Regions from separate parts of the Homo sapiens genome. Here region 1 is linked to region 2. Evidence: chromatin loops called from intact Hi-C (ENCODE). Cell type or tissue: IMR-90. All regions are shown on one strand. Links, peaks and the distances in the headings refer to the core of each region. The heading gives the core; the rest is flanking DNA.

Evidence for each region. Peaks named below come from ENCODE experiments on the same cell type or tissue, not always from the same donor. Only the 100,000 strongest peaks of a DNase experiment are listed, where the experiment ranks them.
Region 1: it touches region 2 in a loop (2.4-fold over the local background); 3 of 110 quality-filtered maps call a loop at or near these places.

The regions. Positions count from the first base shown.
Region 1 is chr1:203,799,548-203,812,162 of GRCh38, reverse strand. It overlaps ZBED6 (zinc finger BED-type containing 6), which reads right to left. Exons shown (of 17, transcript NM_001395895.1): 1 at 9,147-12,615. The coding sequence ends at 11,701. ZC3H11A (zinc finger CCCH-type containing 11A) reads right to left here. Exons shown (of 18, transcript NM_001376342.1): 2 at 9,147-10,588. LOC128031836 reads right to left here and starts at 10,069. Exons shown (of 1, transcript NM_001414738.1): 1 at 9,971-10,069. The coding sequence starts at 10,069. The coding sequence ends at 9,971. It also overlaps the pseudogene LOC100420338. RefSeq lists an enhancer at 8,437-8,938. In IMR-90, for the core only: a CTCF peak has its summit at 4,731; a DNase peak (open chromatin) is centred at 4,762; H3K27ac peaks cover 503 bases.
Region 2 is chr1:203,707,242-203,719,856 of GRCh38, reverse strand. ATP2B4 (ATPase plasma membrane Ca2+ transporting 4) reads right to left here. Exons shown (of 21, transcript NM_001684.5): 10 at 11,753-11,995; 11 at 10,315-10,556; 12 at 8,749-8,980; 13 at 7,718-7,897; 14 at 6,605-6,692; 15 at 5,580-5,686. Among named protein-coding and RNA genes, the nearest start is that of SNORA77, 16 kb to the left of the region's middle. In IMR-90, for the core only: no CTCF peak of the experiment used is centred there; no DNase peak of the experiment used is centred there.

The DNA of each region.
Region 1 (12,615 bases), core at 1,555-9,554, 92 kb before region 2:
CCTGCACATCCTGCACATGTACCCCTGAATTTAAAATGAAAGTTAAGGCCCAGTGTGGTGACTCATACATGTAATCCCAGCACTTTGGGAGGCCGAGGTGGGTGGATCACTTGAGGTCAGTAGTTCAAGACCAGCCTGGCCAACATGGTGAAACCTCGTCTCTATCAAAAAATATAAAAATTAGCCAAGCATGGTGGCACACATCTATAGTCCCAGCTACTCAGGAGGCTGAGGTGTGAGAATCACTTGAACACAGGAGGTGGAGGTTGCAGTGAACCAAGATCACACTACTGCACTCCAGCCTGGGTGACAGTGAGACCTGTCTAAAAAAAAAAAAAAAGAAAAAGACAAAGCTATCTGAATACTTTTCAGACATATATGCAACAAAGGAAAAAGTTTAATAATAAAAAAAGTCATTTGAGGTCAAGAGTTCAAGACCAGCCTGGCCAACATGGCAAAATCCCATCTCTACTGAAAATACAAAAAATTAGCCAGGCGTGGTAGCCCACAACTGTAGTCTCAGCTACTCGGGAGGCTAATGTACAAGAATCGCTTGAATCCAGGGGGCAGAGGTTGCAGTGAGCCACAATCTTGCCACTGCACTCCAGACTAGGCAACAGAGCAAGATTCTGCCTCCAGAAAAAAAAAGTTTTTAAGGGGAATAAAAGGCTTAGAGGTCAATCTCACTCACAAAATCAATATTCCAAAGAACATATTTGAAACTGTTACCGGTTTTAGAAAGACCAGCAACAAAGTAATTGAAACAATGAAATGGTAGCTATGAAATGCAAAGACACAGCAGAATTTACAATTTTTTGGCAACTAATTTTATTTATTTATTTATCTGGAGACGGAGTTTCGAGTTTTGCTCTTGTTGCCCAGGCTGAAGTGCAATGGCACGACCTCAGCTGACTGCAACCTCCACCTCCTGGGTTCAAGTGAGTCGCCTGCCTCAGCCTCCCAAGTAGCTGGAATTACAGGTGCCCACCACCACACTTGGCTTTTTTTTTTTTTTTTTTGTGACAGAGTTTCACTCTTCTACCCAGGCTGCTGGAGTGCAGTGGCGCAATCTCGGCTCATTGCAACCTCCACCTTCTGGTTTCAAGCGATTCTCTTGCCTCAGCCTCCCAAGTAACTGGGATTACAGGCGCCTACCACCATACCCTGCTAATTTTTTTTTTTTTTTGTATTTTTAGTAGAGATGGAGTTTCACCATAGTGGCCAGGCTGGTGTGAAACTCCTGACCTCAGGTCATCTGCCCGCCTCAACCTCTCAAAGTGCTGGGATTACAGGCGTGAGCGTCTGGCCCACAACTAATTTTCAAATCATTTTCTGCAAAGAGCCCTCAAAGTTGGGCAGAGTGTGGAGAAATGGAATCCTGAGTAGATAACACTCCCTTACTAATGTTTCAACAGAAAAAACTCCTTCGTCAGATCTAAGAGCTGGCCGGGCGCGGTGGCTCACGCCTGTATTCCCAGCATTTTGGGAGTCCGAGGCGGGTGGATCACGAGGTCAGGAGATCGAGACCATCCTGGCTGACACTGTGAAACCCCATCTCTACTAAAAATACAAAAAATTAGCTGGGCGTGGTGGTGGGCGCCTGTGGTCCCAGCTACTCTGGAGGCTGAGGCAGGAGAATGGTGTGAACCCCAGAGGTGCAGGTTGCAGTGAGCTGAGATCGCGCCACTGCACTCTAGCCTGGGCGACAGAGTGAGACTCTGTCTCAAAAAAAAAAAAAACCTAACAGCTACAATGTAAAACAAGAAAAAGGAAATAAGAGATAAAGAAAAAAAGAAAAGTTTCTTTATATATCATCTTTATACACTAAGCTTCTGTAACTTTCACTAGGATAAAAACAAATATAATTGCCATTCAAGAAAACGGCAAGGCCAGGTGCAGTGGCTCATGCCTATAATCCTAACACTTTGAGAGACCAAGGCAAGAGGATCACTTGAGACCAGGAGTTCAAGAACAGCCTGGGCAACAGACAGACCTCATCTCTTAAAAAAAAAACAAAAAACAAAAACAAAAAAAACACCACTCCAGCTTTTAAATGATGCTCCAATGACTTTATAATCAATACTATCCCATGCAAAAACACAAAACAAAGATGCACATCCATAAATTTCTTAAGTTTAAAAGGAAAAAAAAAGTATCTAGGTTGCCAAGAAAAACCCAGTTACTTTTTTTTGTTTAGTTTTGTTATTTTTGAGAGAGTCTCGCTCTGTTGCCCAAACCTGGAGTGCAGTTGCGTGATCTTGACTTACTGCAACCTCCACCTCCTGGGTTCAAGCAATTCTCCTGCCTCACCCTCCCGAGTAGCTGGAATTACAGGCGCCTGCCACCATGCCTGGCTAATTTTTGTATTTTTAGTAGAGACGGGGTTTCACCATGTTGGCCAGATTGGTCTCGAACTCCTGACCTCAAGTGATCTGCCCATCTCAGCCTCACAAAGTGCTAGGATTACAGCCGTGAGCCACCGCACCCGGTTAACCTGGTTACTTTTCAACAGAAAATAACCGTTTGAAAATATGAAGCCAAGAAAAATAATGGGACCTTTCTCAACCCACTCTCTAGAAGTTAATGTAGGAAAAAGGACATATTATTTTAAAATCTTCATGCTCTCAGCAAGTTTTAAAGGATATAGCATTGCTACAAATGAACATACCACTATGAAAAAAGAGTGGGGCTGGGTGCGGTGGCTCAGGCCTGTAATCCCAGCAACCTGGGATTTCGGAGATGGGCGGATCACGAGGTCAGGAGTTTGAGACCAGCCTGGCCAATATGGTGAAACACCGCCTCTACTAAAAATATAAAAAATTAGCCGGGCACGGTAGTGTGCGCCTGTTGTCCCAGTTACTCGGGAGGCTGAGGCAGAAGAATCGCTTGAACCCTGGAGGCGGAGGTTGCAGTGAGCCAAGATCATGCCACTGCACTCCAGCCTGGGAGACAAAGCAAGACTCCATCTCAAAAAAAAAAAAAAAAAAAAACAGTGAGAAGAAAACAAAGCTTCAAAAATAATAAGAAAACTCAGGCTGGGTGTGGTGGCTCATGCCTGTAATCCTAGCACTTTGGGAGGCCGAGACAGGTGGATCACCTGAGGTCAGGAGTTCGAGACCAGCTTGACCAACATGGTGAAATCCTGTCTCTACTAAAAATACAAAATTAGCTGGGCGTGGTGGCGAATGCCTGTAATCCCAGCTACTTGGGAGGCTGAGGCAGGAGAATCACCTGAACCCGGGAGGTGGAGGTTGCAGTGAGCCAAGATTGTGCCATTGCACTCCATCCTGGGCAACAACAGAAAAACGCCTTCTCAAGAAAATAAATATATAAAATAATGATAATAATGAAGAAAAAAAAGAAGAAGATGGCGATGACGACGACGAAGATGAAGACTCTAATTTCCAGCCCCTACCTTCAAAAATAGATTTCAGTAGAGGAAAGAACAGAATAAACACTGATGAAAAACATAATAACTGAATTACAAGAGATTACTGACACGACATCTCCACGAATCCAAACCAAAAATGCCAACATATGTCACTAAGAGGGAAATTGTATATGAAATGAAAATAATTCCAGAAAACTCAATTTCTATAAATAGAAATCCTAAAAAGGAATGGAATTTGTAGAGATTATGAAAGAAACAATATAAGAACATTTCCTTAAATTTGATGGACTTGAGTCTTTACATTAAAGGGGATCATCAAATGCCAGGCAGAACTTTTCTTTAAAGACATCTCTGCTATACACAGACATGGTAAAATTTTTGAATTCCAATGGTAAAGACAAAATCATACAAACTTTCAGGAAAAATCAGATTGACAACAAAGGAAAGAAAATCAGACTTGACATTATTAGACTTCTCATCTGAATCTCTAAATGCCAAAAGACAAAATGCTATTCATCCAGAATGTAAAGGAGATTATGACCTTTAAGTTTAGAATTTCAAACTACATTTCACAAATAGCTCAGAACTTAGAAGTTTTTAGATACAAAAATTCTCAAAAAGTATATCACCTATGTACTTATACTTTTGAAAAATACTCAAGAAAATATTCTAACTTAAGAAAAAGAACTTACAAAAAAGTACTCAATAAAAGTAGAAAAAAAACAAAACAGGCCAGGCATGGTGGCTCACATCCGTAATGCCAGCACTTTGAGAGGCCGAGACAGGAGGACTGCTTGAACCCAGGAGTTCAAGACCAGCCTGGGCAACATAATGAGACCTAGTTTCTACACTAAATTAAAAAATTAGCCAGGTATGGTGGCACATGTCTTTACTCCCAGCTACTTGGGACGCTGAGGCAGAAGGATTGCTTGAGCCCAAGAGGTCGAGGCTGCAGTGAGCCGTGACTGCCCCACTGCACTCTGGTCTGCGCAACAGAGCAAGACCCTCTCTCAAAAAATAAATAAATAAGCCTGGGCAACATAGTGAGACCATGTCTCTCTCCCAAAAGAAAAAAAAATTTAGCTGGGCATGGTCCATACATCTGTGGTCCTAGCTACTTGGGAGGCTGAGCTGGAAGGATCACTTGAGCCCAGGAGTTTGAGACTGCAGTGAGCTATGATCACATCACTGCACTCCAGCCTGGGAGGCAGAGCGAGACTCTATCTCTAAAAAACCAACAAAAAAAAAACAGTAAGACAAAACAAAACTTTGTGTCACATATATTACAAACCCAAAAAACAGTCATAATATTTTTACCAATAGCCAGGCATAGTGAGTCACATTTGTAATCCCAGCTACTCAGGGGGCTGACGCTGGAGGAAGCCTTGAGCCCAGGAGTTTGAGGTTGCACTGAGCTATGATCACATCACTGTATTCCAACCTGGGCAAAAGAGCAAGACACTGTCTCTAAATAAATAAATAAAAATTTTAAAAATGTTTAAAACAGCTGCTTTGGACATCTGATTTATGACACAGATAAAAAATCCTAAATAAAGCATTAGCAAATTGAACCAGCTGTATATTAAAATAGTAACATGGTCAGGAATGGTAGCTCATGCCTGTAATCCCGGAGCTTTGGGAGGATTACTGACTTGAGGCTAGGAGTTTGAGACCAGCCTGGGCAACACAATGAGACCCCATCTCTAAATAAAAATTGAAATAAAATAAATAACACTACATAATCAAAAAGGTTTATTCTGGGACTAGGAATGGGTTAACATTAGGAAACTCATTATATTTACTAGAGTAAAAGGGGTAAAAAACAAAAAAAATCCTGTAGTAATTTTTGAAAGACTTCAAAAAAGAAAAAATGGTTAAAAAGTGAAGAAAAGTACTTGAAGTAGTCTTTATCAAGTAAAATAGCAAAAAAAAAAAAAAAAAGGAACCTGAGGTGCAATATCCACTCAACAAAAACTTGGTAAATTGTAAGGTACTTCCTAGCATAAATGCACATAATCACCAGAAATCATCAGCATATGCAATATGGTAAAACACTAGAGGTAAACTAACTCAAGATAAGCGAAAAAAGGACACCCATTCAACAGTCTTCACCATCTTTCAACACTGTTCCAGATGTTCTAGTATATGCATTAAGAAAAAAAGGTGTTAGGCCGGGCACGGTGGCTCATGCCTATAATCCCAGCACTTTGGGAGGCCTAGGTGGGCTGATCACTTGAGTCCAGGAGCTCAAGACCAGCCTGGCCAACATGGTGAAACCTAATCTCTATTAAAAAATACAAAAATTAGCCGGGCATGATGGCAGATGCCTATAATCCCAGCTACTCAGCAGGCTGAGGCAGGAGAATCGCTTGAACCCGGAAGGCAGAGGCTGCAGTGAGCCAAGATTATGCCACTTGAACTCCAGCCTAGTGACAGAGCGAGACTCCGTCTCAAAAAAAAAAAGGAAAAAGAAAAAAAGGTGTATGGGTTCCTTTACAGCCACTCAAGATAAACTGATTCTTCAGGAAAGTGAAATTAAGGCTCCGCTGCCCAGCCTGAATGACTGCATTGGCATGGTGGACAGCAGGGCAGAATCCACTGACAAGATTTCTAGATTGGATGCTGAGCTAGTGAAGTATAAGGACCAGATCAAGATGAGAGGGGGTCCTACAAAGAATATGATTACGCAGAAAGCCTTGCGAGTTTTAAAACAAAAGCGGATGTATGAGCAGCAGCAGGACAATCGCACCCAAGAGTCATTCAACATGAAACAAGTTAATTACACCATCCAGTCATTGAAGGATACCAAGACCACGGTTGATGCTATGAAACTGGGAGCAAAGGAAATGAAGGTAGACAAGCAAGTGAAAACTGACCAGATTGAGAATTTACAAGACCAGCTAGTGGACATGATGGAAGATGCAAATGAAATCCAAGAAGCACTGAGTCGCAGTTATGGCGGCCCAGAATTAGATGAAGACAACCTAGAAGCAGAGTTGGATACACTGGGTGATGAGCTTGTGGCTGACCAAGAGTTCTATTTAGATGAGCCAGCATCTGCACCTGCAATTCCAGAAGGTGTTCCCACTGTCACAAAAACAAGGATGGAGTTCTGGTGGATGAATTTGGATTGCCACAGATCCCTGCTTCATACATTTGCATTTAAGTACATCATGTAAAACATATTATGGGACTATGAAATACTGATCTTTCCAAATTTACCGTAACAGATACGTTTCTGTCCTTTCTTTGAAGGAAAGTTTAATTACATTGCTCTTCTATTTTTTTCCTTTGAGACTCATTGCTTGGGAAATGCTTTCTTTGTACTAAAACTTGATTCTGGCAGGGCGCGGTGGCTCACACCTGTAATCCCAGCACTTTGAAAGGCTGAGGCAGGCAGATCACAAGGTCAGAAGTTCGAGACCAGCCTGGCCAACATGGTGAAACCCCATCTCTACTAAAAATACAAAAAATTAGCCGGGTGTGGTGGCGGGCGCCTGTAGTCCTACTCTCGGGAGACTGAAGCAGGAGAATTGCTTGAACCCAGGAGGCGGAGGTCCAGTGAGCCAAGATCACCCCACAGCCTGGGCGACAGAGCAAGACTCTGTCTCAAAAAAAAAAAAAAAAATCACTACTGTATCAGAAGTGGGTATTTTGATTCTGTGGTTTCCTTAATACTACATCTTGAAATCAATAATGAATATTTCTTGATATTTGATGAATAGGACATTTATTTACTCAATTTTTTCAAAAGGAAAAAAAGGCATAAATTACAAACATATATTAAAAAGACGAGACAGGCCGGGCACAATAGCTCACGCCTGTAATCCCAGCACTTTAGGAGGCCGAGTTGGGCAGATCACCTGAGGTCAGGAGTTTGAGACCAGCCTGGCCAATATGATGAAACCCCATCTCTACTAAAAATACAAAAATCAGCCGGGCATGGTGGCATGCGCCTGTAATCTCAGCTACTTGGGAGGCTGAGACAGAAGAATCACTTGAACCTGGAAGGCAGAGGTTGCAATGAGCCAAGACAGCACCATTGCACTCCAGCCTAGGCAACGAGAGCAATACTCCATATCAAAAAAAAAAAAAAAGATGAGGCAAAAAAGAAAAAAATCCAGAACCTGCAGATTACATGCTTGCAAACTAGAAAATCTATCAACTAAAACAAATTGAAAATAATAAAAATGTAAGATCTACAAGAAGCAGTAAATTTCCTTCATACCAGCAATAATCATTCAGATGATGGCAGAGTACCACTCACAGTAAAAAGATATACAGGAAGAGACCATTCACAATAAAAAGATATACAGGAAGGGCCGGGCGTGGTGGCTCATGCTTGTAATCCTAGCACTTTGGGAGGCCGAGGCGGGCGGATCACGAGGTCAGGAGATGGAGACCATCCTGTCTAACACGGTGAAACCCCGTCTCTACTAAAAATACAAAAAAGTTAGCCAGGCGAGGTGGCGGGTGCCTGTAGTCCCAGCTACTCGGGAGGCTGAGGCAGGAGAATGGCGTGAACCCGGGAGGCGGAGTTTGCAGTGAATCGAGATCACGCCACTGCACTCCAGCCTGGGCGACAGAGCGAGACTCTGTCTCAAAAAAAAAAAAAAAAACACATATACAGGAAGAAAATGAAGAAGTATGCAAGACCCACATTAAATTAAAAACAAAACCAAAACACTATGAAACTACTAAGGCACAGAAGACCTGGATAATGAATAAATAGAGGATTAAAGAAATTACTTCTCCCCAAAAAATAATGCACACATCGAATGTAATTCAAGTCAAAATCCCAATTAGAGTTTATTACTGGAACTTGATTATAAAATCATCTAGAATCATTATTTAAAAAGGAATGGGAGGCCAGGCATGGTGGCTCACACCTGTAATCCCAACACTGGTTGGCCAAGGCAGGAAGACTGCTTGAACCCAGGAGTTTGAGAACAGCCTGGGCAACACAGAGCAACTCCATCTCTACAAAAGGTTTTAAAAAGTAGCCAGGTACAGTGGGGCACACCTGTAGTTCCAGCTACTCAGGAGGCTTCGGCAATAGGATCTCTTAAGCCCAGGGGTTTGACGTTGCAGTGAGCTATGATCATGCCACTGCACTCCAGCCTCAGTGACAGAGCACAAGACCCTGTTTCAAAACGAAACAAAATAACCCAGTGCTTTTCTCCAAGGAGATGGAATTACAGGAAGATTTCACTTTGGCTATGCTGTTTTTACCTTTTTTACAATGTACATATATTATCAAAACAAAGAAAGAAAAACTATGGGCCAGAGGCGGTGGCTCATGCCTGTAATCCCAGCACTTTGGGAGGCTGAGGCTGGTGGATCACCTGAGGTCAGGAATTCCAGACCAGCCTGGCCAAGATGGTGAAACTTCATCTCCACTAATAATACAAAAATTATCCGGTGTAGTGGTGCACATCTGTAATCCCAGCTACCCAGGAGGCTGAGGCAGGAGAACTGCTTGAACCTGGGAGGAGGAGGTTGCAGTGAGCCAAGATGGCACCATTGCACTCCAGCCTAGGGGACAAGAGTAAAACTCCGTCTCCAAAAAAGAAAAAAAGAAAAGAAAGAAAAAAATATGTTTCCATCCCAAAACTAAAAATTTGTAAACAATTATGTACAAGCAAAAATGTCTGAACAATGGCCTTTTAATTTCTTACTGATCCATGAAAATTATGCCTTAAATGACAAGAATGTTCACTCCTTTCATGCGAAAAATGCCTGCTTCCCCACTTACATTAGCTGGTTGCTCTGAACAGGAACATCTGTGTCTTCACTGAGTTCCAATCTATTACGCCTGTAGGTCGAACCAACACTCAATCCATGAATTAATAATAATGAGGCAGAAAAAAATTTCCTCCTCACATTGCCAAGAAAACCTCTCAGCCACAATTCAAACACAGCATGTGTTTTTAAAACATCTCCCAACTACTGGGAGATTAAGTCCATTCAAATAACCTTTGTCAGACTGGAGACAGCTAGGGTTAGTTATCTCCTCAAAAACAAAACAAAACAAAACAAAAAAAAAACAAAAAAAAAGAGTTCATTTAAAGATGAACTTGAGAGTTAAAGGATCATGAAAAAAAACTCCATCTTCCATAGCTGAACAATATAATTTAAAAAAAAAACAAAAAAACATCAGTTTTTCAGTAAGATCCAATTTCTGGTCTTCAAGATTTCTTCACCTATTAAGAAAAAAACAGAAACCTTCCCCCATCTTTATTATCTGTATAATAAAAGCATACTTGTATGTAAAAATATAGTGTTTTATGTATATAATATACATACAGATATATACTAACTGGCTTATACACACACACATATACACAAAAATGTATAGAAATATAACATTTGGATAAGTTTCCCCTTTTAAAATGCACTATAAAAGACTTTAGATTTGGGTTCATTATAAAAATAAAGAACTTACTCTTATACCAAAGTATCATGAAGTTATTGTTACACTAAATTTTGCCCAGCCCACAAAATAAAGACGAAGGTAAATCCTTACACATATATCATTATGTATAATATGGATGTATGTATATATATCCATCATCGTCATCAGGGAGTGTTTAACCAAAAAAGATAGAAACGTATGGTAATAGAGTAACTACAGAGTGGTGCAGCAAGCTGTAGAAGGCAGAGCAGCATTATAGCCATTCTAAACTGGCACTGTCAAAACACAGAAAGCTTTATCTAAGGGAAAATTTATTTCTTATTTTGTATCAACACCAGTATCACTGGTTTGCCATTAAATAGTGGCCCTGGAAAGGCTTGCTTACGCAGCCTAGGTCCAAATTCTTTACTACTAATGGCTACAGCTAAAGACTTTGTAAGTATACATTTACTCCAGTTAGTAAAAGGGTAAACTTTTGGAGTTGAGATTTCATTTCACAATGGCATATTTACCATTTAAGAATTTAAAAAAAAAAAAAATCAAAACCAAAAAAAACCCGATTTTGATACATAGAAATGAGTTCTAAACTTTGAAACCAGCCCAGTAACAAAGCAATTTTGATTCTTATGTAATAAATACTACATAATTTCTAGGCTAAATCTTGCCAAATACTATCCAAGACAAAACTAAAATCAAAACTTAAAAAAAAGTGGACACCTTTTACTCACACTTAATACTAGTCAATTTTCCAGGAATTTTTTGGGCAGGGAATATCCCCAAATCTAAAATGAAAAAAAGGAAAAATTGGGATCTCACATTAGTTATTCAGTCTGAAACTTTTAATAGACTTTTACTAAAAGTCATCATTTTCTGGCCTCCTACTCAATCTCAGAAACATACTTTCAGAGTAGAAAGGGATCTTAAAATGAGATCAATTCACTCATTTCACCAATGATTCCTAACACATAAAAATACCGACTGCTTAGTTTTCATTAAGAATTCAGTGGCCAAAACAACCGCACAGTTAATACAGTATAATGGGTCATTAAGTATGTTTTTAAAAAGATTACCTAAAATTACAGAAACAATCTTTGGGAAATGTCTACTGGGTTTTTCCAAGCATGTTCAAAGGGCTCTCATTACAATTCCCATTCAACCTTTTCCAATTCTTGCAAACATTTTAGTCTGTTTTTACCCATAAATTATTTGAAAGTACCTACACAATCTATTTTTATAATATTTTATAAAGGTTAAAACAGGCATTTCAAAGACTAAAAGTATATTTTCCTAATTGTTTTCTAATATTTCCCTTTTATATAAGATCCAATTCTAAAGGGTAACACTATCACACTCAACAATTTGAAATTATAAAGCTGACCAGTATGAGGAGGCAATTAGAAATTTCCAAATATAAAACAATTTCACGGGTTTTCTTTTTGCCAAGTTGTAATTAAGCATCAGGGTTTTTAAGGAAACAGAAAAACAGGGGCAGGAGGAATGCCAGCCAGTGTACTTTTTTCTCATTTCGTTGATTTCAGAGCAATAAAATTTCCCATGGTGGGGGAAGTTTTACTTAAAACCAATTACTAGTTCAATCTACCAGGAAGAAAGCCTAAGGCCTTTCAATGCTGCACTATATTTTTTTTAATTAAAAATATCTTCTCTCTCATTGGTATAAGCAAAATTTTCAAGTGCTAGCGCCACAGTTATAGCTATGAAATCTTTAATCTTCATTTTATCAAAATTATATTGCCTCTGAGGAATTTTCAGCCCTTGTGTGATTTCAGGTTTCCCCAGATGTGTTTATAAAGATAATGATTATATTTAACAACTACAGCTATTAAGATACAGTAACACAGCAAAAAGTTGCCCATTTTAAATGGAGAAAAAGAAATTAAGGCAGTATTTCTTTTTCACTGCTTTGAACAACTTCATTCTGCTCAGGATCCCAGCTCAGAACCAACGTAGAATAATCGTAGTTAACATTTTTCAAGTTCATTTTCAGAAACATCAGTTGTTCTATATTGTCAAAGTCCAGGCTCATGATCTGTTTTGGATGAAAGTGGCTATTTTTAGTAAAGATACATTCAGATTGCCAACTACACATGGGGCAACTTAGATACTGGATGGCAACCTGGGTCAAAGCCGGCCATATGCTTATCTTCCTCTGCCAGTAAATTAAAGGGTCATCACCTCCTGAGAACTCTGAATACTTCTCTTTGAAGTACTCATCCACAACTGCTACAGCAGAAGGGAACATGAAGCTTTTGCTTCCAAGGGCAACATTGTCTACAGCTGAGCTATCAACAGAACCTGAACTGGAGGTGCCTTCTTTTAGAGATGAGGTAAATGAATCAGCTCCCACTGTAACTGAGGGACAAGAAGCTTCTGAAGTTGGAATTTGGCAGATCTCTGGTGAAGATTCCATATAATTACAGACCTCTTCTGCAAGGAACTGCTTATAAGTTTCTAAATCAGCACCTTGAGGAAAAAAGTCTTCCAAACTGTTTTTAAAGCAAGGATCTAACAAAGTAGCCAAGATACAGGGCTTGGATTTAAGCATGGCACTTAGTAGGGTATCTGTTTCAAGTTTCAGAGATAAACTATCCACCAGATTGAGGGCCTGAGTAATACCTCTGACTTGAAAATCTTCTCTGAGTTTCTGCAGGGAAAGGAGTAGATGATGGATTAGGGGTAGCACCTGATTCAATCCTGCGGTCTTCACGCTCACTTTCTGGGTAGCCTCCTCAAATGGCTTAAGAATATCACAAACATAAGTCATTAGAGTCCACTGAAGGGAGGTGAGCAC
Region 2 (12,615 bases), core at 1,394-9,393:
ATAATCTCTAAGTTATGTTGGTAAGTGAAGAAAGAAAGGTAGAAAAATGAGTTGATGGTATGGTATCACTTATCTAAGGGGGCAGGCCATGAATATATTACATTTATTTATTTATTTATTTATTTATTTATTTATAGTTTTTGAGACAGAGTCTCCCTCTGTTGCCCAGGCTGGACAGCAGTGGTGTGATCTCAGCTCACTGCTACCTCTGACTCCTGGGTTCAAGCGAGTCTCCTCTCCTGCCTCAGCCTCCTGAGTGGCTGGGATTACAGGGACGCACCACCATGACGGGCTAATTTTGTATTTTTAGTAGAGATAGGGGTTTCATCATGTTGGCCAGGCTGGTCTTGAACTCCTGACCTCAGGTGATCCACCTGCCTTGGCCTCCCAAAGTGCTGGGATTATAGTCATGTGCCACCGTGCCCAGACTGCATTTGATTATACTTTAAAGGAGCAAACAGAAGAATACACCAAAAACGACAGAAAAAAATTACCTATTGAATTAAGAGGGAAGCAGCAAGGCAAAGGCAATGAGGGTGGAAGCCGGATTTGTATGAATATACCTTGTTTTGTACATTTGACTTTAGAACCATGTATTTTATCTCTCTTGCTTTTTTTTTTTTTTTTTTTTCGAGACAGGGTCTTGCTCTGTCATCTAGGCTGGAGTGCAGAGGTGTGATCTTGGCTCACTGCAGCCTTGAATTCTTGGGCTCAAGCAATCCTCCCACCTCAGCCTCCTGAGTAGCTGGGACGACAGGTGTGTGCCAGCACACTTGGCTAATTTTTTATTTTTTTTAGAGATGGGAGTCTCACTATATTGTCCAGGCTGGTCTCGAAATCCTGGCTTCTAGTGCTCCTTCTCCCTTGGCCTCCCAAAGTGTTGCGATTGATTACGGGTGTGAGCCACCACACTGGCCTAAAAAGCAATCTCCAAAACGGAAAGTAACATGATATAAATGATCTGGTAGCCACTTGGTAGCACAACTGCACACACACAGACAAATGTTACAAATGACTTAAAAACAATAATTTGATGGCACATTCCTGGTAGCATATACCTATGGATAAAAGGAACTATGAGAAAAATATTTAATTGTTTTTGGCAGAGTAACTGTATTATTAATATTATTGATATTTTGTAACTACTTGAAATATTTTAGAATAAAACAAAAAATAATCATGTTAATGCAATTAGGAATCAAAATTTTCAGCTTAAGGGATACAAACATAAAATCAGGGAAGTTAAATACAATTAGAAGCTGGGTGTGGTGGCTCATGCCTGTAATCCCAGCATTTTGGGAGGCCAAGGTGGGCAGATCACTTGAGGGTAGGAGTTTGAGACCACTCTGGCCAAAATGGCGAAACTCCATCTCTACTAAAAAATACAAAAATTAGCAGGGTGTGGTGGCACACGCCTGTAATCCCAGCTACTCAGGACGCTGAAGCAGGAGAACTGCTTGTACCTGGGAGGCAGAGGTTGCAGTGAGCCAAGATCATGCCACTGCACTCCAGCCTGGGCGACAGAGTGAGACTGTGTCTCAAAATAAATAACTAAATAAAATAAAATAAAATAAAATAAAATAAAATAAAATTAGAAAGTTATAAATCAGGAAGTTAGACATCTATAATTCTTTAAAAAATTATTATTTCTTCTAAAAGTGGAATAAAAAATATGTAATTCTAAAAGTAAATGAAAAACAGAAATATGAATTCACGAAGTATTTTCTCTTTGTGAGCAAACACAAAACAAACACAAAAGCAAGTGAGACTTAAGAGCATACTTCTTAGCTTTGTCCACTGAAAAGGCTTAGAAACAAAGATCTACTCAGTAGCAAGGAACACCTTTGAGTTCCAATTGTGTTCTCTAGTGCTCCTTCCCCCTTGGCCTCCCAAAGTGTTGGGAGGCCGTTTCAGGCCGGGCGCGGTGGCTCACCCCTGTAATCACAGCACTTTGGGAGGTTGAGGTAGGTGGATCACTTGCGGTCAGGAGTTTGAGACCAGCCTGGCCAACATGGTGAAACCCCATCTCTACTAAAAATACAAAAAATTAGCCAGGCTTGGTGGCAGCTGCCTGTAATCCCAGCTAACTCAGGAGGCTGAGGCAGGAGAATTGTTTGAACCTGGGAAGTGGAGGTTGCAGTGAGCCGAGACTGCCCCACTGCACTCCAGCCTGGGTGACAGAGCAAGGCCCCGTCTCATAAATAAATAAATAAATAAATAAATAAATAAAATAAATACCATTTCACATTAAAATGAAGCAGGAATCCTTGGAGAAATGGACTATCTCCTATCCAGGATAAAAAAGAACGAAAAAACCAAGAATAAACCAAGAAAGCTATTAAAAACAACTGGGGTTGTATCTAAAGGACTCAGCAATGTTGAAGAGGCCTCTTCTGCCTAATGGTGGATCACTTTGAGCATCAAAACCATACTAAGAGCAGTGGATTGAAACACATCAAATATACTTAAATCTATGAATTCGTAATGATACTTAAAAAAAAATCCACTCATTGGTCACCTTTGGAGGTTCCTAAAAAGTCAACTCATCATTTTAAAAAAAACCAGTAATTAAAAAACAAACCAAAAACCTACCTTTCAGGTAGGATTGGAACCTCAGAGTAATCAAATAGTCAATGAGGGGGAATCTCTTTTGTTTTTTGAGATGGAGTCTAGCTTTGTCACCCAGGCTGGAATGCAGAGGCGTGATCTTGGCTCACTGCAACCTCTGCCTCCCGGGTTCAAGTGATTCTCCTGCCTCAGCCTCCCAAGTAGCTGGGATTACAGGCGCCCGCCATCATGCCCAGCTAATTTTTGTGTTTTTAGTAGAGACGGGTTTCACTGTTTTGGCCAGGCTGGTCTTGAACTCCTGACCTCGTGATCTGCCTGCCTCAGCCTCCCAAAGTGCTGGGATTACAAGCACGAGCCACTACGCCCGGCCGGGAATCTCTTTTTATGTAAGTATTTAAGTTAATAAATAAAGAATTACAATATTGTCATTTTGCAGCCCTCAATGAAAGAAAGGGTCTAGAATCTGATAACTTCTAGAACCAACTACTTGCTTATAGGAAATATAAGGAAGAAAATAATACGTTAAAGGAAATCACAGTGAAATAATCAACAAAATCTATACTGAGGGATAGTCTCTGCAGACAAACAACCCACTTCCTTCAAAACTAAGTTGCTAGGAAAAAAGATGGAGGGGGATTGTGCAAAAGAGAGTTAACACAGCAGGCCTGAGACGACTGTCCTTAGGAAGGAATGCTTGCAGGGTGGGCCCTTGGCTGGCTTCTGGGAAATGGGCTCTCAGAATGCTTGCCCTCAACAACTAACTGATAAAGGTGGCTCATTGTGTCTAGACTGTGTCCGAACAATGTGGTTTACATTGAACATTTGCTTTCCTTTTGGGAGTCTGGAATTTTGGTATGTGCTAGGCAGAAGGTGCCTATGTGACCAGCCTCAAGAAAAACCTTGGGTACTAAGTCCATGATGGGCTTCCCTAGGCAGAACATCACACATATATTTCTGTGTTTTCATTAGTGGGGAAAGAATGGACTCTGTTTGACTCCTCATGGGAGGGAGAGCATAAGAAAGACTGCAAATAGATTTATCCAGATTCTGCCATTGTCTTTTTCTTTTATGATCCAACTGTATTCTTACTACATCACTGTTATGAATCTTAGTCATGAGTACAACTATATGCCAAGTCCCATGAGTCCTCCTAGCAACCCCATGAATATAGGGGTGTTTTTGGGGACTCCCAACATAGAGATCCTATAAGATCAGTGATTCTTAAAGTTTAGGGTACATAGAATCACTGAGAGAGCCTGTCAAAACACATTTAACAGATTTAACATAATTAATTAAGATTTCTGGGCCCCAGTTCCCGGCTTTCCAATTCAGTAAATCTGGGGTGGGGCCTGAGTGGGTGAATCTGCATTCTATGGGTTTGTATAGAAACCTACTATACAGCTAGTACAGCTACTGGTACAGCTGGAAGGAGGCGCACTCCAAGAGATAGGTTAAGAGACTTAACAGATGTATCAAATAACTGCAAGTTATGGATCTTATCTGAATCCTGATTTGGGCAAATAAACTATAAAAACATTTGAGTCAGTTAGGAAAATGTGAACAAACTAGAAATTTCATGATAGTAAGGAAGCATCGATTTTGTTCTGAGATAATGGTATTAAGATTCTTTTAGATATATAGATTATTGATATATAATTATTATTTAGAGGCATATAATGAAATTTTTTTTTTTGCCCCACACCATCCCCCCATATAATGAAAAGAAAATTTTTTTTGAGACGGAATCTTGCTCTGTCACCCAGGCTGGGGTGCAGTGGTGCTAACTCGGCTCATCGTAACCTCTGCCTCCCAGGTTCAAGTGATTCTCCTGCCTCAGCCTCCGGAGTAGCTAGGATTACAGGCGCCTACCATCATGCCCAGCTAATTTTTGTATTTTTAGTAGAGCTGGGGTTTCACCATGCTGGCTAGACTGGTCTCGAACTCCTGACCTCAGGCGATCTGCCCGCCTCAGAGTAATCAAATAGTCAATGAGGGGGAATCTCTTTTGTTTTTTGAGACAGAGTCTAGCTTTGTCACCCAGGCTGGAGTGCAGTGGCGTGATCTTGGCTCGCTGCAACCTCTGCCTCCCGGGTTCAAGTGATTCTCCTACCTCAGCCTCCCGAGTAGCTGGGATTACAGGTGTGAGCCACTGCACCCGGCCATGAAATTTTTAAGGATGAAATTACATGATGCCTTGCATTTGCTTCAAAAACAATTCAGCTGAAGACTGGGGATGTAAATGGGGGGGAATCACTGAAACAAGATTGGCCATGTGTTGATCATAGTTGAAGCTGAGTGACAGGTACCTGTCAATTCTCCCTATTTTTGCATATTCTTGAAATTTCCTAGAATAAAACCCTTAAAAAAAAGAGTTCTCTAAAGATAGATGACTTCTTAAATGTCCTTCCACTGCTAAAAATCACCAACAGTTCAATCTGTATGGGAGGCTTATAATCATAAACTACTTGAGTGTGAGGATAGAATCTGGGGGGCTTCTAAACCTTTCTGAACATCAGAATTAACTGGTGTGCCTGTTAAAAAAAAATTCTGGTATTCATCCCAGACCTACTGAATTAAGACGTCTAACTGTGGAGCCTTGGAACATGTGATTTCACATGAACTTTCCAAGTGATTCTGATGCTCTTGGCCTCAGAAGTGAAAAGCGGAATACCCAATGGTGCCAGCCACACAGAGCGCCTACCATAGGGAACACAAATCTTCTAGAGTTTGCCTAGTTGACAACCTCACATGTTTATAGGCAAGTTTATGTTGGTCTGGCTTTCCTGCATATGATTCTTCATGACTTCCCTCCCTCTTATCTATTCTTCATACTTGATGGGTCCCCAGTTACATATATCATGATTGGCCCGGTAGATAGGAGAGATGGAGTTGGACAAAAAAGCACCCCATGGGCTATGCAGGTGTAGCAAGCAGCAGGCAACCAGAAGCCGGACCTGGCTTCCTGATGGAGAAGGCAGCTTGCAATCAGAGAGACACTGTGCTGAGCTTACCATGGCAAAACCAACATCCGCTTTCTTCAGAGCAGGCCCGTCATTTGTGCCATCACCAGTGACAGCCACGACCTGCCGGTGTTCCCCAACAGTGCTGTCAATTATGCCTGGGAGAAACAGACACACCACAGTGAGCTTTTCTGGTCTCCCCCACCCTTCAGTTCCTACCACCCGCCACTCCTTCTACTTTCTTCTTTCCTTCCCTTTTCCCTTTCCTAGAAGTTCTACAGGAACCACCTAAGGGCAGTAAGTTGTTTCATGAGTAGCACTGAACTAAGTTTGTCCTCATCCGGTACCCTAAGACAGCTATGAAGAACACATAGGATGGATTTCAAGGCAGAGACCTAGGGGTCAAACTGCACCATTTCCACGTACCAGCTGGGTAATTTGGGTAAGTTACTTGTCTTCTCAGCCTCAAACTTCCTCATTTGTAAAATGGGAATACCTGCCCTGCCTAGTTCACAGTACTATTGGTAAATAAGACATGATCATGTTTTTAAGAACCCATGCAATTGCCAGGTGCGGTGGCTCACGGCTCTAATCCCAACACTTTGGGAGGCCGAGGTGGGCGGATCACCTGGGGTCAGGAGTTCGAGACCAGCCTGGTCAACATGGTGAAACCTTGTCTCTACTAAGAATACAAAAATTAATCAGGCATGGTGGCATGCGCCTGTAGTCCCAGCTACTCGGGAGGCTGAGGCAGGAGAATCACTTGAACTCACGAGGCGGAGGTTGCAGTGAGCTGAGATTGCACCACTCCACTCCTGCCTGGGTGACAGAGCAAGACTCGGTCTCCAAAAATAAAAACAAAAAATAAAAAAAATAAAAACCCAACAACTTTATTGTGTGTCATACTCACCAAGGGCTCAGATGTTTGCTAACTGTATGTTCTCCCCACTAGCCTGGGAGCTCTCCTAGGACCTCCCTATTTGGACAGGAGAGTGGCTTTGGCTGGTGGTTCTTATCTGTCCTCGCCCTGGCCTGCCTTCAGCTGTTGCAGGCACCTATTTGGAAGCCAACCTCACCTTTCACCAGGGTGTGCTTGTCAGTGGGAGAAGATCGCGCCAGGACCCGAAGCTTAGGCCAGATCTTGTCCAGCTTTTCTTGCTCTACCTGCCAACACCAGACCACACCTGGATCAGTCAAATGCAGAAAAGCTATCCAGGAAAATCTTAACTTCTCCATACACTTGGAGTCACTGGGAGATTGGGTACACCACAGTCCCACATGAAAGTGTTATTCTGGATTAAGCAGAGATGAAACAGCCAACCAGTCTCCAAGGGTAGATTCATGGATGATGACCATTCAGGCCCTGCTTTTTTTCTTTTTCCTCCCAAGTCCCTACCTGGCAGCCAATCCCCCATTTCCCAGACCTTTAATGGGAGGTGGGCCAGGGTTGGCTGTTGGCTCGGGTGGGTAAAGTGGTGCTTCTGAGGTCTTAGGTTTGATTTCTATGTAGCTCAGGAAAGCTTGGATCTGTGCCACCGCCAGACCACATTCTCCTTTAGCCACTGTTAGCCAAAGGGCAGGGACACAGGAGGGGTGGGCTAGGGGGAAGTCAGTATAAAAAACTGAAAAAGCAGAAAGACAAGAAAAGTTAGTGACACTGTCTCAAAAGATAGCTTGTGAATGAAGCTAGCAAGCTTCATTCACAAGCAACTCCCCCCCTCTTTTTTTTTTCTTTTTTGAGACGGAGTCTTGCTCTGTTGCCCAGGCTGGAGTGCAGTGGCATGATCTTGGCTCACTGCACCCTCCGCCTCCCAGGTTCAAGTGATTCTCCTGCCTCAGCCTCCCCAGTAGCTGGGACTACAGGTGCACGCCACCATGCCCAGCTAATTTTTGTATTTTTGGTAGAGACGGGGTTTCACCATGTTGGCCAGGATGGTCTCTATCTCTTGACCTTGTGATCCACCCGCCGTGGCCTCCCAAAGTGCTGGAATTACAGGAGTAAGCTACCGCGCCCAGCCGGCAACTCCCAATGTTACCATATCAGCAGTTTGGTACAAGGAGATGTTTCACTACGAATAGCTTTCACTTTAGAAACCACCCACCTTCCCGCACATGACCCAGATGCCTTATGCTAGAACCCGCCTTTTCCTTGTCAGGTGAGGTCCTGGTTCCCCCTAGCCAGGACCCACCTCGCCTTTCTCGTTGCGGATGAGCCGGTTGAATTCTTTGCCTTCTAAGCACAGGAAGTCATCCCCAGGTGTCAGAATGCCACATTTGGTGGCAATGGCCCGGGCTGTGTTGATGTTGTCACCTGTCACCATTCTGACAGTAATGCCAGCTTGTTTGCATTTGGCAATAGCATCTGGCACCTATGGAGAGTGAAGAAAGGGGAAAGGCGCAGATGAGGGTGATGACCCTGGTAAGCTGTCCCTGTTTGTCTGTCCCTTTGTGGCAGACAGGAGAAAGGCACCCTAGAAGTGGTGCCATGCAGCATGGGCTAGGTCTGGTCATTTTGATACTGTTGGGTGCCACCTCACTTCTGTCCTACCCACGGCAGTCACATTTGAATTTGCCCTATTGTACCATGAGTTGAAGGGGAAATTTGCTTTGGGAGTGAGGTGTAAAAACTTGCTCTTTCACTTACAATTGAGACTTCTCGGCAGGGCATGAATGGCATTTTGCGATTTGGCCAGTGCTTTCTTTTCTAGCAGAAGCTTTTGCCACTCTCCACCCACCTGGCCCATGTTCCAACCATATCAGCTCTTTGTAATTTCCCACATGCATGACACCCTCTCATGCCTCTGGGCCTTGAGAATTAATAGTCCATCTGTCTAAACTTCTTAGAAGCAGAGACTTTTCAATCCCCTAGTGTCTAGAATAGTTATCAGCACACAGCAGGTACTCAAAAAGAATGTGTTGATTGAAAGGAGGGAGCTAAAGACAAAGTTGGTGTCCTGGCTAAATTGACCTCCTGACAACACTTAAGTACCAAATAATGAGCCCAATAAGCCCTTTGCTTCTCAACACTCAGACAGCATTAGTCCTAGGAATGCCACATTCGATCATACTGGCACTCCACAGCAGTCCTGTGAAGCAGGAAGCACAGAAACTTCTATCCCTCTAAGTGAGAGGCAGTTAGGTTACCTGCCTGGGGTCACAACTAGAAAGGGAACTAGTACCCCACTTCCTGAGACTCCTGGGTGGCTTCCCACCCTCTCACCTCTGGGCGCACAGGGTCCTCAATGCCCACCACCGCGATACAGGTCAGTTCGGTGAGGATCTCATTCTCATTGTCCCAAGAGGGCTCTGTGTCATCGAAGTCCCGGTAAGCTATGCAGATAGTCCGGAGTCCATCACAGGCCATGGGCTCGATGACAGTGCGTACCATATCATCTCTGTCTTTATTCTTGAATGGCACTGCTTCCCCTTTCCGGTCCAGGATTCGATTACACCTGGGGAGGCGCACAGTAAGAACGCGGTGTCTCCCTTCCCACTCAATACGTTTCTACAATCATTGACAGGTATTTTGGCAACTCTGTATTATTCCTAAAGACATTGCTCCAAGTGTGGCCAAACATTTCCTTCATTCATCACCCAGCTGAGTCCCTCTTTCCAAGGTAGGTGGGCTGTGGATGGAGTTAAGGTCTAGATATATAGAGAGTGGGATTCTCCCATGTCATCTGTTCTTACCCATATGTGAATGCAATGCAAGTCATTTGTGAATCACCTGCTCTTTTGAACTTCTTGAAGGCAGAGAGACTTTTTCAATCCGAGTATTTAGAATAGTGCTCACTGTGTGGTGCTGGTGGTTTGGGGGAGGTTTCCTATACAAGAATGTGCTGATTAAAAGAAGGTGGCTAAAGCCATGTTGGAGCACTGGTTAATTCAGCCCTACTTAGGTATAGTGCCAACTTTTGATGAACTATGGGTAATTTATTAATAGTCACTTTTTTTTTTTTGTAATGGAGTCTCACTCTGTCACCCAGGCTGGAGTGCAGTGGTGCGATCTCAGCTCACTGCAACCTCTGCCTTCTGGGTTCAAGCGATTCTCCTGCCTCAGCCTCCTGAGTAGCTGGGATTACAGGCACGCACCACCATGCCTGGCTAATTTTTGTATTTTTTTTTAGTAGAGACAGGGTTTCACCATGTTGGTCGGGCTGGTTTCGAACTCCTGACCTCGTGTTCTGCCTGCCTCGGCCTCCCAAAGTGCTGGGATTACAGGCGTGAGCCACTGCGCCTGGCCGAATAGTCACTTTTAAAGTTATGTAAATTCCCTGTAATCAGAAATGGGAATGGGAAGGAAAGAGAAGGAAAAGAGAACACAGAACAAACGTTTCTAGTACTTGTTATGTATAAGGCATTTTACATACATTGAATCATTTAGTTACAGTGAGGGGGTAGTACTTTTAGGAGCTGAGTATGGCTATCTCTGTTTTCAGATTAGGAAATGGAAACTTAGGATCGTCCAGGTCTGAATCCTGGCTGTGCCACTATTAGCTGTATCACCTTGAGTGAGATACTTAACTTCCTTATATCTCTGTTTTCTCATCTGTAAAACAGGGATAATCATAGTACCCACCTTACTGAGTTGTGAGGATTAAATACAACAAGCCACCTTAAGCACTTAAAAAACATGCGTGGCCTGAGTAGACGCTTGGATATTAGTTATTATGTCACCACCTGGCTGGAGGGCTCCCTCATTCACATGGGTTCAGTGTGGGGTGTGCACCCATGCCTTCCTGAGGAGAGGATCTTGAAGGGAAGCAGAGTGGTCGGGGGTGCTCACTTGCGCAAGATGATCTCAGAGGCGCCCTTGCTGTACATACGGAAGCCACCGTTGGGATTCCTGATGACGGTGCTCATTGACTTGCGCACTGAGTTAAAGGTGTACACCTTGTAGAGCTTCTCCTCGGGCACTTCATTACGCACAGCCTGATAATCCTGCTTCAGATCTGTGACAAAGCCTAGCAGAGCACACTCGGTCTTGTTGCCCACCTGCCGAGGCAGGCCTCCCTCCTTCTCTGGAGGCTGGGAGAAGAAATATACACAGCACTATTGAGTAAGATGCCTTGACAAGGCAGAGAACTTAGGGAGAAAGAACTCATTTACAAAGCCTTCACATTATATACCTGGAGCTCATAGGGGAAATAACATTTTTTTTTTTCTTTTTTGGAGATGGAGTCTCGCTCTGTTGCCCAGCCTGGAGTGCAGTGGCACGACCTTGGCTCACTGCAACCTCCACCTCCCAGGTTCAAGTGATTCTTCTGCCTCAGCCTCCTGAGTAGCAGGGACTACAGGTACCTGCCACCATGCCTAGCTAATTTTTGTATTTTTAGTAGAGACCGGGTTTCACCATGTTGGCCAGGCTGGTCTTGAACTCCTGACCTCAGGTGATCTGCCCACCTCAACCTCCCAAAATGTTGGGATTACAGGCATGAGCCACAGCACCTGGCATCTTTTTTCTTTTTCTTTTTGACATAGCACCTTGCTCTGTTGCCCAGGCTTGACTGCAGTGGTGTGATCTCAGCTCACTGCAGACTTGACCTCTTAGGCTCAAGTGATCCTCCCACCTCAGCTTCTGGAGTAGCTGGGACTACAGGTGCGCAACCATGCCTGGCTAATTTTGTTTATTTTTGTAGAGATGAGGTCTCACAATATTGCTCAGGCTGGTCTCGAACTCCTGGGCTCAAGCGATCTTACCATTTTGGCTTCCCAAAGTGCTGGGATTACAGAAGTGAGCCACTATGCCTAGCCTGTTGTTTTTCAAGGGTAGGCAGAGAGGGGTCAGTGGTAACCGTGATCCTTGTGCCATCCAGGGCTTAGGGATTTTGTAGTTTGCTCTAGTGGTAGTGCTGGTGTCTCGCCTTGTGTGGGTCTTATTCTAATACACTATGCTTGTTTCTAGAAAGTGAGTAATTTACTTCTGATAAGCCCAATTCTACTTTGGGTTACTTTCTACTTTCCCTCCTTAGAGACATTGCTTTTACATGCTAATTGGGAGGGTATTTCCTGGCCATAGATTCTTACAGGCCCTTACCTCCAACCCTCCATTGACTCCCAGGGATTTTTCTGTAGTCTCACCCAAACATGTTCACTCCAGCGTGAGAAATGGGATGTGGGATGGCAATTTAGGCAGTGTAAACAATAAGGGGGTTCATTTCAGAGAAAATGGATGTTCCCTTCCAACCACCCACTCTAAGTGTCTACGCAAAGGAAATGCTTACCAGAATCTTGGAGGTATAAGCACTGTTGATAGAAATGCCATTGACAATGAGGTCCAGGACTTTGGGCAGGAAGACATCAGGGCTTGGGATTTGACGGTAATGGATGCCCCCAATATAAGCTTGTACCACAGTCATGCGGTTCATGGTCAACGTGCCTGTCTTATCAGAGCAGATGGCGGTGGCGTTGCCCATGGTCTCACAAGCATCCAAGTGCCGTACTAGGTTATTGTCTTTCATCATTTTCTACAAAGGAGAAGAGAAAAGACTTGAGAGGGGGACTAACTGGACTCTCCTAAATCTAGGTCAAAGGCCATTTCCTAGCCAACATCTCTCCACATTTCATCTTCCAGTCCCACACAAAAATCCAAGATACTGACTGGGTGCAGTGATTCATGCCTGTAATTTCAGTACTTCGGGAGGCTGAGACGGGCAGATCACCTGAGGTCAGAAGTTCAAGACCAGCCTGGCCAACATGGTGAAACCCTGTCTCTGTAAAAGATACAAAAAGTAACTGGGCATGGTGGTGCACACCTGTAATCCCAGCTACTTGGGAGGCTGAGGCACGAGAATCACTTGAACCCGGGAGGCGGAGGTTGCATCATTGCATTCCAGCCTGGGTGACAGAATGAGACTCTGTCTTAAAAAAAAAAAAAAATCCAAGATACCATTTTTGTCATTCTCTTAAGATTCTGCTGGGTCATTTCAACATTGATGCATCTGACAGAGATGGTCCTTCCATAATACCAGGGACTTCTGCTCTTGTGAGGCACCAGCCAAAGTTTATAGATGATAGAATGGCTTATCTTTTCACTAAAGGTTACATGGTACCCTTCTCTCCCATCTCTATCCTAAAGGAAGAGATA